Regions from separate parts of the Mus musculus genome. Here region 1 is linked to region 2. A link is a loop called in an ENCODE intact Hi-C map of the cell type or tissue named here. Cell type or tissue: left cerebral cortex. All regions are shown on one strand.

Region 1 (8,000 bases), 330 kb before region 2:
TACCCACTTGGTTTTAATTAATTTTTGGTCATTGCACATTCCGAAATCTCTTAACTGTTGTCAAGTTTTTCATTACCCCAGCATCTATTTTTTAAAAGCTGCATACTAAACCAGGTTTCCCTGAAGCCTGTTCTACAGAACAGCAGCTTTTTGAAATGCTCCCTCATGAAAAGTTTGTGGTTTACAGTCAGTTACGTTTGGGAAACATCTACTCATTCATTTGGTGCAGGTTTGCCTTGTTGAAAAAGAACTACAGAAATTTGAATGTCCCCTCTCTCTTCTGCAGAAACTCCTCTTTTAAGCTCTATGCTGTATCATATAATGTATTCTTTCTATGCATAAGTTGTTTTCTGATTTCCACTCAATTCTTTTGAGAGGATTTATTACTCATTTGTGTTGTCAGGCTCTTGTCACTCATCTGCTTACTCAGGGGATTTCAGAGGTAGCAAGGAGTTTTTGGTTTTCTCTCTGTCTGATACAGTGTTGACTCAATTATCTCTGTTGCTGTGATAAAACAAAACAAAACAAAACAAAACTAAACTAAACTGCTCTGTGCAAACGCAACTTAGGAAAGAAAACCTTTTTCTTCTCCTCCTCCTACTTTTTCTCTTCCTCTTCCTCCTTTCCTCCTCTACCTCTTCCTCCTCCTCTTGCTCTACCTCCTCCTCTATCTCCTCTACCTCCTCCACCTCCTCCTCTTCTTCTTTCTTCTTACATGTCAGGTCAAAGTCCACTATCAAGGAAAGTCAGGGCAGAACTCAAGCAGGATCGTGAAGCAGAAACCATGAAGGAACCATCCCCTCTCTCTCTCTCTCTCAAGCTCATGCCTAGCTAGCTAGTGTCCTTATAGCTCAGAACTACCTACCTAAGAGATGTTTCCACCCACTGTGGGTCATGCCCTCCCATATCAATCAACAATCAAGACAGGTATGCCCACAGGCCATTCAGATCTGTTTTTTTCCCCTCAATTAAGACTTCATTTTCTCAAGATTTTTTTCAACGTGTGGGTTGCAACCCTTTTGGGGATTGCATATCAGTTATTCTGCATACTAAATATTTGCAGTATAATTCATAACAGGAGATAAATTACAGTTAATGAAGTAGCAGTGAACTAGTGTTAAGGTTTGGGGTTGACACAACACAAGGAACTTTGTTAAACAGTTACAGCATTAGGAGGGCTGAGAACCGCTGCTCTCGGGTGCATCTGTTTGACAGTTGAAGCTGACTAGGGCAAGCACCTAGCAAAGTTCTTGGTTCATGGGTTATGCACAAATATTTATTGCAATTTATGCATGAAAAGAACTGTACCCAATGTTCATCAAGTCCCTAATGTGTGTCAAACATGAAACCTTTAAAGAGTGTGGCTTGTCGGAAGTTCTAAACTAGTCAGTGGTGGACCTGAGTTTAACCCAGCTGGGCAGGTCTGACTTGGAAGCCTTCTTCTTTCCATTAAACAGTGCAGCATTAATCCAGAAAGCATCAGAGTTACATTTGGATTCTGCTCCATTCTTCACTGTGAATACCATAAACTTGAAGTGTGCGTTGGACTCATCTTCCATACTTTTAAAATGAAGAATCGGGCTCTATGGTCCCTGGTAGGATCTTTCAGTGCTACACTGGGCCAATTTTATCCCTAAAAAAAAGATTATCCATCACATTTCAGCGTGAGATTGTGTAACTCAGAAACTCTAAATCCCTACTTGTGCTCTCTCTTTAAAATAAACAAAAGCCTTTTAGCTCCTTCTAGATGCTGTCCTTGTTAACCAGCCAGCCATGCTTGGTGGCCTGTGGGGAGTTTGCTTGATGGGTTTCCAGTTGTGGAGCCTCTGCTTCTGGGAGCCTTAAGCAGGTGTGCCACTCACAGAAGGAAGCAGGTCCCAAACAGCCGTTGAACTTTCTGTGGAAGGCCCCAGCCCCCTCTTAAAGCCAAGAGGGAAGTGTGGATTCGGGGTGAAAGGACTTATCTGGGCCTCTAATTTTTTTTTCCATTTTAAATGTCCAAAGAGCTGAAGGGATTTGCAGCCCCATAGGAGGAACAACAATATGAACCAACCAATAACCCCCAGAGCTCCCTGGTACTAAACCACCAACCAAAGAGTACACACGGAGGGACTCATGGCTCCAGCTATATTTGTAGCAGAGGATAGCCGTGTTGGTCATCAATGGGAGGAGAGGCCCTTGGTCCCAAGAAGGCTTGATGCCCCAGTGTAGGGGAATGCCAGAGCCAGGAAGCTGGGTTGGGTGGGTTGGTGAGCAGGGGGAGAGGGGAGGGGAGAGGGGGCTTCAGAGGGGGAAACCAGGAAAGGGGATAACATTTGAAATGTAAATAAGTGAAAATATCTAATAAAAATCATATCTAGTTGTCATTGAGATACATGCTAAAAAAAAAGGTGAGATAGGGAAAACAAAAGGCATTTCCTTTGTCTGTCGAGGAGAGCGTAATAATTTAGCAGTCCCGTCTAGGGCCAGTCCCATCTAGGGCCAGTCCTTTCTGCTGTTTGGAAGCTTCCGAGGAATGACAGGCTGTTTGGTCTGTTCTTAACTGATAGTCTTTGGGTTGTGGGATACAAGGAAATGCCGCAGCCAGTACTTGACCTTCCCGTTACGGGAAGCCTTCTGGTTTACTCCATTCATCACACACTCTGTTCCTAAGTGAGGAGAAGCACCAGGGAGCCATGGCCTCTGGCAGGCTCCGCTCATTGTGCAATCCAGTCACATTGATGGTAACTCCCAGGGCGAAATGGTCCAGGGAGAGCCGCCAAGTGGAAAATGTACCTAGGTTGTACGTTGTCTCCAGGAGATACCGATGGCACAGCGGCCTTCGTTAGGGGAAACTTGTGGGCGTCCTTACTTCTCCATCTCTGACCCAGTTCATGGGTCCCTTTCTCAAGGTTTACACTTTGCTGTTGGAGCGAACGGAGTGCTCTCTGCCCATGAGCTCATACAGCTAAACTCACAAAAATGTTAATCCGAGATCTATTCATTTGTGTCTTTGTCTTCATCAACACAGCACATGGAAATCATAATTTCTGAGCGGACAGGGGAGCAGTTTGGGCATTAAACTAAACTGCCACAAATGTGAAATATGAAAAACCTCCCTGGTATTCCCCTAAACGTTCATATCAGTGTAACCAAACTGCCACAAATGTGACATATGAAAAATCTCTAGAAACCTCCCTGGTATTCCCCTAAATGTTCATATCAGTGTAACCAAGATGCCAGTGAAGGAAGACAGAGAGTGTCTTAAGGGATATTTTCATCTATCTTTTTTGTTGTGCATAATATAAACCATCACAAGTTTAGCAGAATTAAATCCTGTGTGTTGCTGCTTTGGTTGAGCCTGAGCCATTCAGGCTCCTTAGAAGGCTGTGAGCAGACTTGGAGTTGAGTTCTGATGGAGGCTGTGGAGTAGCCAGTCCCCAACACACCCAGGATCCAGGGTACCGCAGTCTGAACGTTTGTCCCACAAAATGCAGATGTTGTCAAACCATGTTCACTAACCAGGAGCTGAGATAGAAGGAGAAATGCGCTTATTAGTTCCTGGTGGCATGGAAGCTTGTACCAAGTTATTACTGCCTCTTCGTGTACCACCAGCACACTCCTTCCCTAAACTGTATAATCATTGCTAGCTAGGAAGAAAATCTTTCTAAAATGTAATCTGATATATGTCTCTGATTTCCATGTGGGTGACAGTTTCTTACTATGTTTGTGGAAGCTTGCACATTTGTTGGTAATGGTACCATTAGTTTTGTCTTAATTTTCTTTAGTTGGAATATAAGTGGTACACAGTCTTAACTGAGAAATGTGGTTTCCTGTCTGATAGGGAACCTGGTTTCATTTCAGAAGCAATTCCTAGATATACCACTAGAGGGCAGGCTGACCCTTTTACTTTTTGAACCAAGCATGCTTTTATACTAAATTTTTTTTCTTGAAAAAAAAAATGGAATTAAAAAAAATGGTGTGCATGTTATACACAGAGATAAGGCTAAAATCAATTTACAGACGTGATATATCCTCTCTTTCAATTAAATCTGTCTTTCCGTGTATTCATCCAGACATCCATTGTACATGACAAAAGAGAAAAGGATATATAAAAAAATGAGTTAAGAGCCTATTTCATCTAAACATACTCATTTAAACATCTTTATTTAATTTATAATATATTTAATTTTTCATCTATTTCATTTAAAAATAGAATAGGGAGTCAGAGATCTCATTCACTGATCATTCTTTCAGGTTGTATTAGTGAAGTTAATGAACTGAACAAACTGGTTGTTGGCACTGTGCAGCAGCTAAAGGAATCAGAACAAACTTTTGACGCATTGGGATGGGGAGAGGAGAAGAGAGGGGAGGAAAGGAAGGGAAGAGAGGGAATTAGGAGAGGAGAGGGGGAGAGAGGAGAGAGGGAGAGAGGAAGGGGGGACAAAGGGGGAATGAGAGTATGACAATATCTGTCTCATGGGATGTTCATGCTGAGTGCTTCCGAGGTGTGCTCTGAGAGGTGCAGTTTTAGAGGGAAAGGAGAGACACTATTAGGGACTGTCAGTTTGAGTGGAGTGTAAGGTGTGAAGAGTCTGGCGACTCTAAGGGACGACAGAGAGCCTGGTCCCTAGAACATAGTCGTGGCAAACAGGACAGCAGCTGAAAATGAAGCCTTGAAGTGGAATTTTTCAGACCTTTTATACTGTGTGTTAGAATAGGAAAGTCACTTTTGCCAAGTCCTAGGTTCTACGTTTACATGTGGGTGAGTCCTTGCAGGGCTTTTTCAAGTCCTCTAGTTTCACCCTCAAGACCGTGAGATCCACTGACTGGTACTGTGCAGAGAAAGAAGCAGATCTGTGTTTCCAAGGCCCTGGTTGTGGCTGTTGAGTTGGATTTTAGGACATGGAGGGGCAGCTGGGAAGGTTAACCTCATTCAGGTCAGATGGCTTCAAGGTGCAGGCATGAAGGGCGAACTTCAGTTGCTGGCCAGGAGCGCTTGTACTGTACCTGTGCCAGTGGCAGCTTCTGCTGGAACCAGGGCTGCTGGGGCTCTCTCCAAGCCAGCAGTTCTCAACCTAGGGTCCTGACGCCTTCCGTAGTCGTGTATCAGATATCCTGCATATCAGCTATTTACATTATGATTTATAACAGTCGCAATTATGAAATAGGAATGAAATAATTTTATGGTTGAGAGTCACCACAACATGAGGGACTGTGTTAAGGGGACTGCAGCATTAGGAAGGTTGAGAACCACTGCTTGAAATAAATATTTACAACTTGATGCTGCATGTGGTATCTAGGATCTTATAAGTACACAGTAAATATTTCTCAAACAAATTACTGGGGAGGAAAAAGGTACCTATAACATATTACTGTATTATGTGACAACTGGACATCCTTTCCGTAGGTAAACCGAGTGAGTATACATACACCACCAGACGGTCGTGCCCATTCACAGGGGCAGCTTCTTACAATATCTATAGGTATCTATGCCATACAACTGTGTGGGGTGTGGAGTTTTTGTTTGTTTGTTTTTGCTTTGTTTTTTTTTTTTTTTAGCTCATTGTCCTATCTGCTGTATAGATAATAAACAAAATTCAAAAAACATACAGTTTTCAAATTCAACAGAGGAAGTTCAAGGGTTGAATTGCTAACATTTGACCTGTCCTGACGCATAGAGCAGCCAGTTTTAGATGACCTAACTGGATATGTTCACCTTAGAGGACAAGGACACGGTGGTGGGGGCAGGGAGGCTTCTCTTCTGGAGGGACCATCCTCTGAGATGCTCTCTGAGAGAGTGCATCTGAGACTGTCACAAAGCATCGCCTAGAGACTGAAGCGCAGACTGTATGTCACTCTTCATAGAACTCTTGAGACATCTCATGACTCCAGTGGGGAAAGTGGTCAAGCTTTCAGGAAAATCTGTGAAATACAAAATAGTTGAAAACTGCTTACTCAAGTCAAATTAATATTCCTTGGCCTAGTGAATAAGCTATATGGATCATTAGTTTTTCTGACAGTTTTCTCCCTTAAAACATAATTATGGCTAACTTTTGATTGTATTAGTCCTTATATTGCAGGCCTTTCTAAAGTCCTTTGTAGTCCTGCTTGCTCGAAAATTGTGATGGTAGTTTTGCTCCTTTTCCTCCCTTTCCTCCTCTTCCTCTTCCTCTTCCTCCTCCCCTTCCTCCTCCTCCCTCTCTTCCTTCCTTCTCCCATTCCTTCTGCTCCTCCCTCTTATTGTGCAGTGCATCAGATCTACTTCAGAAAGTCTTTAGAGTAAAACTTTATTTTTCCAGTTGCAGAAATGTGGAACTGTGGGGGCACAGACACAAACACTGGAGGATGAGTAGAAGATCAATCAAATATTTCAGATAAATCAAATAATTAAATATCTCTTCATAACAAATGTATGATTGGGTAATTTCTTACTTCTCCCACAAACACAGGCTTTTAAACTTATCACTGCTAGACACATATGACTGCACTTTTCCCACCTCAGACTTGTGCTGCTCAGGTGGCTTGGCTCTTAAAGCTGGCCTCACAACAAACCGCATCACCTTTAACTGTCTCAAGTAGTGAGAAACCTGTGATCGTTATGGTGTGGAACAAGGCTTCCTTTTTGCTGTTCTGTTCTGAGCCCATCAAGTAACATTAGATCCCATCTTGATGAATACAGTATCATGGTATCGTGATTTTTCTGTGAGATCCTAGTGTTCCAGACGAATGGCTTACTCTTCATAGTTGGAATGCCAAACACCAATGCTTTTCTCCTCTCAGGGTGAAACAATGGCAGATGGACTCCAAAATGGGGAGGGCAAAGAACAAGGTTGCCTTACAAATCCTGCAAGATCAGCCACACCAGGAAAACCAAACCCGCTGATGTTTTATGGCTCAGACTTTATGTGAGCGCCCGGGATCAAAGGGCTCAAGTCCCCCTGGACCACAAGGTTCATAGTTCATGGCAAAAACTCATCAAAAAGAACACTTTAGTCGTTTAAACTTTTCATTTTAATCAGCCTCAGTAATAAAAGAGCCTTTAGGTGTCCAAAAACATTCTGCAAGATCAAGAGGTTGTTTGCTCATTTCTCGACGCAGCTTTCTTATTGGATCCATACAGTGCCTGTGGCCTCAGAGTGTCAGAGGGCCATTGCCTCCACACCGTCTGCCCTCATGGGATGGTTCCTTTCGGTTCTTCTAACTGTGCATTATGTGATAATAAATTATGGCACCTGACGGAAGGACCGTAAAATTTTCACACCGTTTATCAAGCCCCTTCAGCCATTTAAAGCTAGGTCTCTGACAGCAAGGCAGTGACTTAGTGTTTAGACAGAAACACAGTCTACTGCCCTGTGCCTTGGCTAGCACCAGGAAACAGCTCTGCAAAGGAGAAAGGACACAAGACTCAGCGTCAAGCGTCAGAAGATGCAAACAGAGTCACCGCCAGCCCGCGGGGCAGACACTAGCCACAGTTGCGCTTTTTGACAGTACCTCCGCCACATTCCCTTCAGAGTACACAGGGTGAGGTTTGTGAAGTTGCTAACGCTGCAGAAAGAACAGTGGAGTTGCGGGTTCCCTTCCTGGAAGCCGTCGGCCATACTCCTGCCATGTCTTTTCCATCCGTTCAGGTTCAGCTTCAACTTTGCCTCACTCTCGGCTTTCCTTTAAGTGGCTTTAGTCACTTGGCCTTGTCGCTTAGGGATTTCATGTTTACTTCTGCCTTGGGAGCTTTCCACGCGTGTGTTTGGATTCATGTCTTCCCCTGGGGTTCCAACATTGCATGTCTGACTTTTGCTGGAATATTGGGGAAGGCTTTCAGTATCTCATTCTAAAACTATCAAAGCCAGAGCACCTGAAAACCAGTAAGCCTTGGGTTTAAGGGGCTCCACATCGTTGTTTAGCTCCCCCTTCTGGTTCATAGCATGATTTACAGAAGCGTCTTTCCATAGCTGCCCTGTCTATTTGAGGTTTCACCGTTTTTCCTAGAAGTCACACCACTAATCTCGGATGCATCCTTA
Region 2 (8,000 bases):
CTTCTCTGAGAATGAACTAGAATAGCCTATCTCAATGTACGCCCTGCTAGCTGTATATATACCATCCTCCTCTCACCTCCCCCACCCCAAACCCCACACGCTTCTCCCTCTGCTAAAACTCACATGGCACACGTTGCACAGTGGCCAATGTGTGCACTCAGGTTTAAAGGCCGTGCCTAACTGTGGTCTGCTAAACCCAGCCTGCTTCACTAACTCTTTATGGACTGCGGTGACCAAGATGTTTGCACCAATTTGTTCCAAGAGGGAAACTTGTCAGAACATTCGCTTCCTGTAGCCTCAGGTCCCTGAAATACCAGCCACCAAAATCACCTGTGGTTTACCATAATGCCTAGACTCATAATCGTTTCTCAACTAAATAGCCCAGGATTATACAAGTCTGCAGGGATAGATGTACTCAGACCTAAAATAGCTGGCTTGCCAACAAACTTAAAAAACCCAAGCCACTGCGGGAAAGCATAAACAGATTCGGTCGTTAGGATGATTATATCAAATAAGACAGTTACAGGAAAGCAGCTCTGCGAACCATAAATGTTACACAAAACTGGGTTACTGCTCTTCCCTTCCCTTTGTGTACGTAATCCACTTTGTCAATTTTCTGTGGAAAATCCTTCATTGCGGCTTTCCAGGTGACTCATGGTGCTTCTTGTTGCCGGGGGTTTTTTTTCCAGATGGTATGAATCAGGTGACATGAGACAGAGTTCTAGTTTAAACACCACGGGCTTTGCACAGATATGGACTTTGCACAGACAATGCCTGACAGGAAAAAACCCCAGGAGCCAAGGTTCTCCAGGAACCAAGACGCCTCCTGGGTTAAGCCCACACTTCAGGAAAGTGCAAGGAGTCTTAGCTGCCAGCTTCGAAGCCGTGCCTTACAAGTAGACGGGAAGGGAGGAATGCTATGCTTAGATTAATTTTTTTCCCTGCTGTACTGGCTGGTTTTGTGTGTCAACTTGACCCAGGCTGGAGTTATCACAGAGAAAGGAGCTTCAGTTGGGGAAGTGCCTCCATGAGATCCAGCTGTGGGACATTTTCTCAATTAGTGATGAAACAGGGAGGGCCCCTTGTGGGTGGGACCATCTCTGGGCTGGTTGTCTTTGGTTCTATAAGAAAGCAAGCTGAGCAAGCCAGGGGAAGCAAGCCAGTAAGTAACATCCCTCCGTGGCCTCTGCAACAGCTCCTGCTTTCTGACCTGCTTGAGTTCCAGTCCTGACTTCCTTTGGTGATGAACAGCAGTATGGAAGTGCAAGCTGAATAAATCCTTTCCTCCCCAACTTGCTTCTTGGTTCATGCGGGAATAGAAACCCTGACTAAGACACCTGCCAAACTCTCGTGTGAACAATATGGAAAGTGGGGTGGGAGAAAAAGGGTTAGAAAAAAAATAAGAGTTTTTTAAACCTCATCAGAATTTAGAGGCAGCAAAGTTCACTGTCCCCACTTGTTCCATTCAGGTTACGGTCACAGAAATGGGCCGAGCGCATGGTTTAAATGCTGCTTCTCCATGAAGGCTGCACACAGCTGGGACTTGGTGTTCGGAAGAATGAGTTAGGCTACAGAGCTCACAAGAAGCTCTAGCTCAGGCCCTGTACCCACAGATGGACACTAGCTGGAATAAGCACTCAGTGTTTATGTCCCCTTAAAAATTATACTGAAGTCTGAACCCCCAATGTGGAGGGGGTGCAACTGTCCTCCATGAATTCTCCGGCCTCTCGGCCATGTCAAGAGTCAGCTAGCCCTGAAGCGTGAAGCAGGCTGTCATCAAACACCTCAGCCGGGGCCTGATCTAGACGGTCAAGAGCTGCGAGCAGTAGACCGAGTCACCTGGGCGGATGAAGACAAGCTGGGCTCCAAATAACTGACTTCTCTAAGTTAGCAGCTGCTAGGCATGAAATTTCACCTTGCTAATTTTGCTGCTTTTCTATGGCCCTCTTTGACCTCTGTGCTTGCTGGTTTTCTGTCACCTTGAGAGATGCTGGAGTTATCTGACAGGAGGGAGACTCAATTGAGCAAAGGCCTCCATAAGATGAGGTTGTAGAACATTTGTGATTGATAGGGAGGGTCCAGCCCATTGCAGGGCTACCCCTGGGCTGGTGGTCCTGGGTTCTCTAAGAAAGCAGGCTGAGTAGGCCATGAGGAGTGAGCCAGTAAGCAGCATCTTTCCATGGTCTCTGCATCAGCTCCTGCCTCCAGGTACAGGCCCTGTTTGAATTCCTGACTTCCTTCAGGGATGGACTACAATGTAGATGTGTAAGCTAACTAAACCCTTTCTTCCCCCAGTTGCTTTTGGTCATGTTTCATTACAGCAGCAGTAATCCTAGCTAAGACAATACCATAAGAAAATCTTATTTATTTGGGGGATGAACCAATACTTTATATTGTTCAATAGTCATGGATAGTGACAATTTCTGCTTATTCTTTGAAGTGCCATAACCTTCTTTACAGCTACTGAGTCTACTACTTGGAATTTGTGATTGTGAGACAAGGCCGCATTATGGACCCAAACCAACCTGGAACTCACTGTCTAAAGTTGGCCACCCTCAAATTTATAATCCTCCTGACTCCACCCAATTTTCCAGTGCTTGGGGTGCCTAGCCCTTTTGTGTCAAGTTCTTCAGAACTTCGTCTTAGGTGCTCTGTCCCCATCAGCAATGTTTGCCTAGACAGCTCATCCACTCGATAGCCTCAGCCACTCCTGTCAAGGAGAGGACTCCAAAATGCCCTCCCCCTACATCTGTCTTGTGTTCCGCATATCCAAAGAACCATCCTCATGCCTTTCCAGACACGCTGGAGAGCCTTAACGACACAATCATTTTCATCTTCCCTAGCCTACCTGCATGTAAAACGTTTTAAGATTTGTATCCAGGCAGCTAATCCACACAGGATATTTAAAATCATTTTCCAAGGTCTTCTTTTTTTTTTTTTTTTACAAGAATTTCAGTTGTGTGAGTGATTTCAAGGCAGCCTCAGAGGGCATAGGAAAAACTGGAGACACCGACGCAGGCAAAGTTATCATTGGTTCCTCTAGAATGGGGAAAACTACAAAGAGACTTTAGAAAAGTTATCTGGGCTAAGAGACAGCCCTCCCTCCCTTCCTTCCTTCTCCCTCCCTCCCTCCCTCCCTCCCTCCCTCCCTCCCTCCCTCCCTCCCTCCCTCCCTCCCTCCCTCCCTATCTCACTTTGTCCCTCCTTTCCACATCCCCTCCTCCTTCTAAATGCAGAAAGAGACTCTCCAGAAACAAAGTGAGACTCCTCTTCCATGTTTACTGCCCCGGTTCTGTCAGCCTTTGATTGGGAGGCAGCTATTGCCACCTCGTGGCAAAGTAGAGGTACTGCAGCTCCTTTATTCAAATTTGGCCAAACATAGGCTTATTAAAATCTACTTGCCTTTTCAATAATGCCACCTTACAAAGGGCTTTTTCCCCCCCATTTGATACAATTTTTAAAAGTTTCAGCTCTCTTTTATTTTGAAAAGAATGAAATTAAGGTTCTAAATGTGTTATAAAAATATTTTGATGTATTTTAACAATATAAATAAAATTTACAATCATCAAATATTTATAACGTCTGTTTAGTGGTTTGAGACTTAGTGTTACCACAGTGCTAAGTATTCAGTAGCTTAAAGTGTTGGAGGAAGAAACAGCTGACACTTTAGGAGAACAGTTTGCTGCTGTTTTGGGTTTTTTTTTATTTTTAACCTGAGGCTGTTAATATTCAAGGGCTAGACTATCTGTCCTGGTTCAATCAACCCCAATTCAAGAAGAGTGTCAGTCACCAGAGACAGTTTTTACTCTCCAAAGTCCTCACCCTTAGTAAACAGCTCTCCGAGTCTGTCCCTGGGAGAGCTGCTAGCTTACCCTGCCTCTAAGGGAAAACAGTAGCATTTACCATGTCACAGAGACCTGCTCCAGCAGCCGGGGGAGGAGGAGGAGGGCGGAAACATAAGGTGTGGAAGCTGACCAACGCTGGTGATGAGCAGTTAGAAAGATGATCAGAAGCCCAGGAGGTGGGGGCAGGAGTGTGAGAAGTTCAAGGTCATCCATGGCTACATACAGTGCTCAAAGCCAGCTTGGGCTGTAACAGATCCTGTCTCAAACAACAAATAAAAACTGACAAACAAGTAAAGCCCTCATGCTGCTGCTGCTGCTGCACACAGAGGCGGGGTCTTGCGGTCTTTTTATTAACAGTTCACATGACTGTATGTGAAGGAAGCCTTATTTCATCCATAAGAAAATTACCTCTCAGAGAGGCCGCCAAGATCTCACGTAGCAAGCAAGCAAGCCGTGTGTACACGGCTCAGACTCCGTTCTCCTGCCATCGACCTCCTGAGGTTGCCTTTAGAAGGGCACTCACTTCCTGGCAGTCTTTACTTTGTCCTTTTGTCTTGGTTTTGGCCAACAATTTTATACATTTGGAAGATGCTACTTCTTGGCTGTTTTTAAGGTTCCCACAGAGGCGTGCCTAAGCTAAGTAGAAATGAAGAAATAACTTACTAAAAGATGACGGCACCAGAAAGTGATGGGGTTGGCCTTTAAATCCAGGGAGCTCTGGTAACAAAACTCATAGCAACCCCATTCCATACGGTTTGAAGTTTTCACAGGAATACATGTACTGTGTGTGTTCTCTATAAAAATCAGGAGGGGGTAGCAGGGACACCTTTAACTGATTCTCTCTGATGCTGGTAAAAGAATGGAAGGAGCTATTCCACATGGTGTGAGTGAGTCTCTGAGCATAGAGTACAGACAGATGGGCGAGTGGAACAGTGATCTGTTCACAAAAATAAGAACCAGGCCATCCATCTAAAACCCAGGATGGACTGGGAAAAGCTCAAGGTTTGTACTTCATTTCTATCCGCCCACTGTCTTTGATCTACTTCCTGTCATTTTCCACCTCAGCTTTAAGAGACAGAATTCTAAACTGGCTCCAAGATTCTTCTTACCTGCTGAACATACAAGACCCCCCCCCCCCCCCCCCCCGCATGTGGTGGAGACTGGAGATAAGTAGCTATCATCTTAGATAACAAAGGTGGCCGATAGTCACTCCCAGGACTCTATTGCAGCACCCTTATCAGATTAAAGGGGCTGATAATGGAGAAGTAAAATGTCACAACAGAACATTCTTGTTCAGGATATTCTGCATAGGAATATTCGAGGCAGTGTCCTTCCCAAGGGACTTCCCAGCCGACAGCCATCAAAAAGGGAACTTGAGCTGATAACTGCATGGAAATGAAGTCTGCCAGTCAGTCACCTTAACAAGCTTCTTAAAAGCCCCCACACCAGTGTCGCTGTATGGCTGGGCAACATCAGAATTCACCTTGGCTTGACTCTGAATGGAGAGAGACTGCCAGAGTTGGAACAGAAGTAACTGGGAGACAATGTGTGTCCTGAGAAACTGCTAATGCTGTGGTAATTCAAGGTAGAGCAGCAGTCAATGGAAGCACAAGTCAATGCCCATCCCTTACAGGAGTCTTGACGTTGCTATGGCAGCTCATTACCTCAAGATTAAGGACAGATCCACTGTAATCCATCCTCTTTCCTTCCTCTGTGCCTTTTCACCACACTCCCCTGGGGATTTCCTATGCAAACTTCAAGACCCAGGCCAAATGGAACTTCCCCTAAGAAGCGTTTCCTATTCCTGACCTACCTCCTACTCTTTGTTCCATGGAAGCAGTGCATATCAGAATACACCGTAATGACTTTTTGTCAGTTCCCTTCTCCCAGTTAGTCTGAACCACGTAGGACAGGGGTGCCCCAGCATCCTGCAAAGTGCATATGGAGGACAATACACGGTTGGATACTGACTGAGTGAATAAAACAAGGCTCTGAAAAACACAGGCTTTTGATACCAGGGAGACCCTTCCCCATGGCAACAGCAGAGTGATTAACCATATACTTTACTAGTGGAGAGAGCAGATATTTACCATCTCAAAAAAAAAATTAAATAAACAGGAACAGGTGACTGGTGCCACTTAGAGTTTAGACTCTTCCTAAAAGAATGGCAAGGAGTCCTATCTGATTTATCTTGATGCAAGCCATTTGCCATGGTTGCATGCTTGCAGATTCAAGTTATTTAGGCTAATCTACTCCTGAAATCAAATGTCAACCAAAATACACAGCATATCAATGGTTCAAAGTGACAGCAACAAGACAGAAATGGGCATCATGTGTCAACACTATTCACAGCAACCTAGAGCCCTGGAGCAGACAGCACTGTGAGGTGGTCCTAGTAGGGAAAATTACATATCAGGAGAAATAGTGCCAGGTATGCAGCTCAGCCCAGAGTGCTTGCTTAGCCTGAAGCCCCAGCTTCCTTCCTCAGAACCTCATACGTTTCCCCGTCTTAGCACTGGGGAGGTGGAGGCAGTAGGATTAGAGCTCCAGGTAATCCTTGGCTACATAGGAAGTTCAGTGAAAGTCTGGTCTAAATAAGATTCTACCAGTAAAAAAAGAAAACAATACCCCCACACACGCCAAACCAAACAAAACAAAAACCCTCAGAAATACAATAGAAACACTGTCAGTTTGGAAGAGTGCATACCTTCGATGCTCTGTGGCCCAACAAGATTCATGGCCTGGTGAGCCGGGTACTCCACGCGTGGCCTGGCAATGCCCAGCTGCTCCATAACCCCATGAAGCAGCCTCTGGATGTCTGTCTCTGAGACCCGGTCAGGGGTCCGTGGACTATAAGCGAATGCTGGATTCCACTCAAACATCAACCAAAACAAAAGGCCAGATAGCATAGCAGAGACCAGCCTTGAGGCCATTTTTAACCTGCAGAAGAAAGGACCAAGTTATATAACTTGGCCAAAATGGGCAACCATAACACAACTGGGGTGATATAACTATGACTCACAAGTTGAGGCTGAAGGACCACCCTGAAAGGAGACTCAAATGAAAAATTCCTAGAGGTTTGCTTTGTGTCCAAGCCAGGTAGGAAACCGCTGTGTGAAGGAAATAAGAAGACAGAAGAGTCTAGGATAAACTAGTCCCTCTAACTTGACACCTGAGGATTCTAAGGACAGGAATATGTTCTCACATCTATGGTCTGTGATCCTTGCAATCTAAGCACTTTTGGATTTGAGATAGGGAGGGTGGTAATTTTTAAGATCTCCTAGTTTAAGGAAAGAAAGGAATAACAAAAGGGAGTTAGGGAGACCCAAACAGTAAAAAACAAACAGACAATCAAAAAACATCCCAGAGAAAGGTCTGGAGTAGTGGCCGAGGGTGTTTGAACTTAGCAGACCAGCAGGCAATAGGTGAAGATCCCGAGCAGAGAGGTACGCCAACTCCTATCCTGCTCTGTGATGAGGGAAGCAAGCAACATGAGACGCTTGACTGCATACCAGCTAGGTCTTCCTGGGCAAGTTCCTCAGCCTCCTTTTCTACAGACCAAGGATAGCAACAATCTATCTTATAGAGTTACTGTGAAGATAAAGATCAAAATCATGTAAGGAGCATGGAGCAAAGCCAGGTACCTAGTAAGCCCCCTGCACGTCTAGCCCCTTGATGGTAATAAGCGGTTCTGGGAGTTAAGGTTTGCGGAGGCAGAAGCAGCAGGGAGAGGAAAGACAGTGACATGGTGGGGGATAAATCTGCCTTACATGTTGGTGTCCGTAGAAGCCACGGGAAGCTGAACAAGGAAACAGTTTTCACACAGCTTCCCTGGCAGCTGCTCGTTCAGGATGGGTGCTTCAGGCCATAGTCAGATAAACCCTTTTGAGCATTCACACGGGAATAGGGAATAAAAAGGTAGGGAACAAGCCAAATATCTTCCCTAAAACAAATACTTCATTTTATCTGTCTGCAGCTAACGGCCTTTCCTTGCAACTCACAGACATTAAAACCATGCTCTTCAAAGAGCCAAGGACCGCTATTTTAACAGCACAATCTACCGCTGTGATAAAAGGGCTGGATGCGGGCACCAGGCTCCATCATCTCCATCTTTCTTCATGAACTCCGAATACAGGATGTTTTCTTTACTGGCTA

The links. Hi-C counts contacts between places; a loop is a spot of excess contacts. Peaks named below come from ENCODE experiments on the same cell type or tissue, not always from the same donor. Only the 100,000 strongest peaks of a DNase experiment are listed, where the experiment ranks them.
Region 1: a loop joins it to region 2, with 4 times the contacts of the local background. A loop is called at or near these places in 16 of 42 quality-filtered maps.

What each region holds. Positions count from the first base shown.
Region 1 is chr2:113,491,028-113,499,027 of GRCm38, forward strand. All of the region lies in intron 5 of Fmn1 (formin 1), which reads left to right. Among named protein-coding and RNA genes, the nearest start is that of Gm13963, 100 kb to the left of the region's middle. In left cerebral cortex, CTCF peaks have their summits at 3,857 (motif pointing right) and 7,903 (motif pointing left); a DNase peak (open chromatin) is centred at 3,861.
Region 2 is chr2:113,820,787-113,828,786 of GRCm38, forward strand. Scg5 (secretogranin V) reads right to left here. Exons shown (of 6, transcript NM_009162.3): 2 at 6,553-6,785. The coding sequence starts at 6,778. Among named protein-coding and RNA genes, the nearest start is that of Scg5, 4.3 kb to the right of the region's middle. In left cerebral cortex, a CTCF peak has its summit at 3,349 (motif pointing left); DNase peaks (open chromatin) are centred at 663, 3,329, 3,949, 4,524 and 2 more places; H3K4me3 peaks cover 3,847 bases; H3K27ac peaks cover 3,331 bases.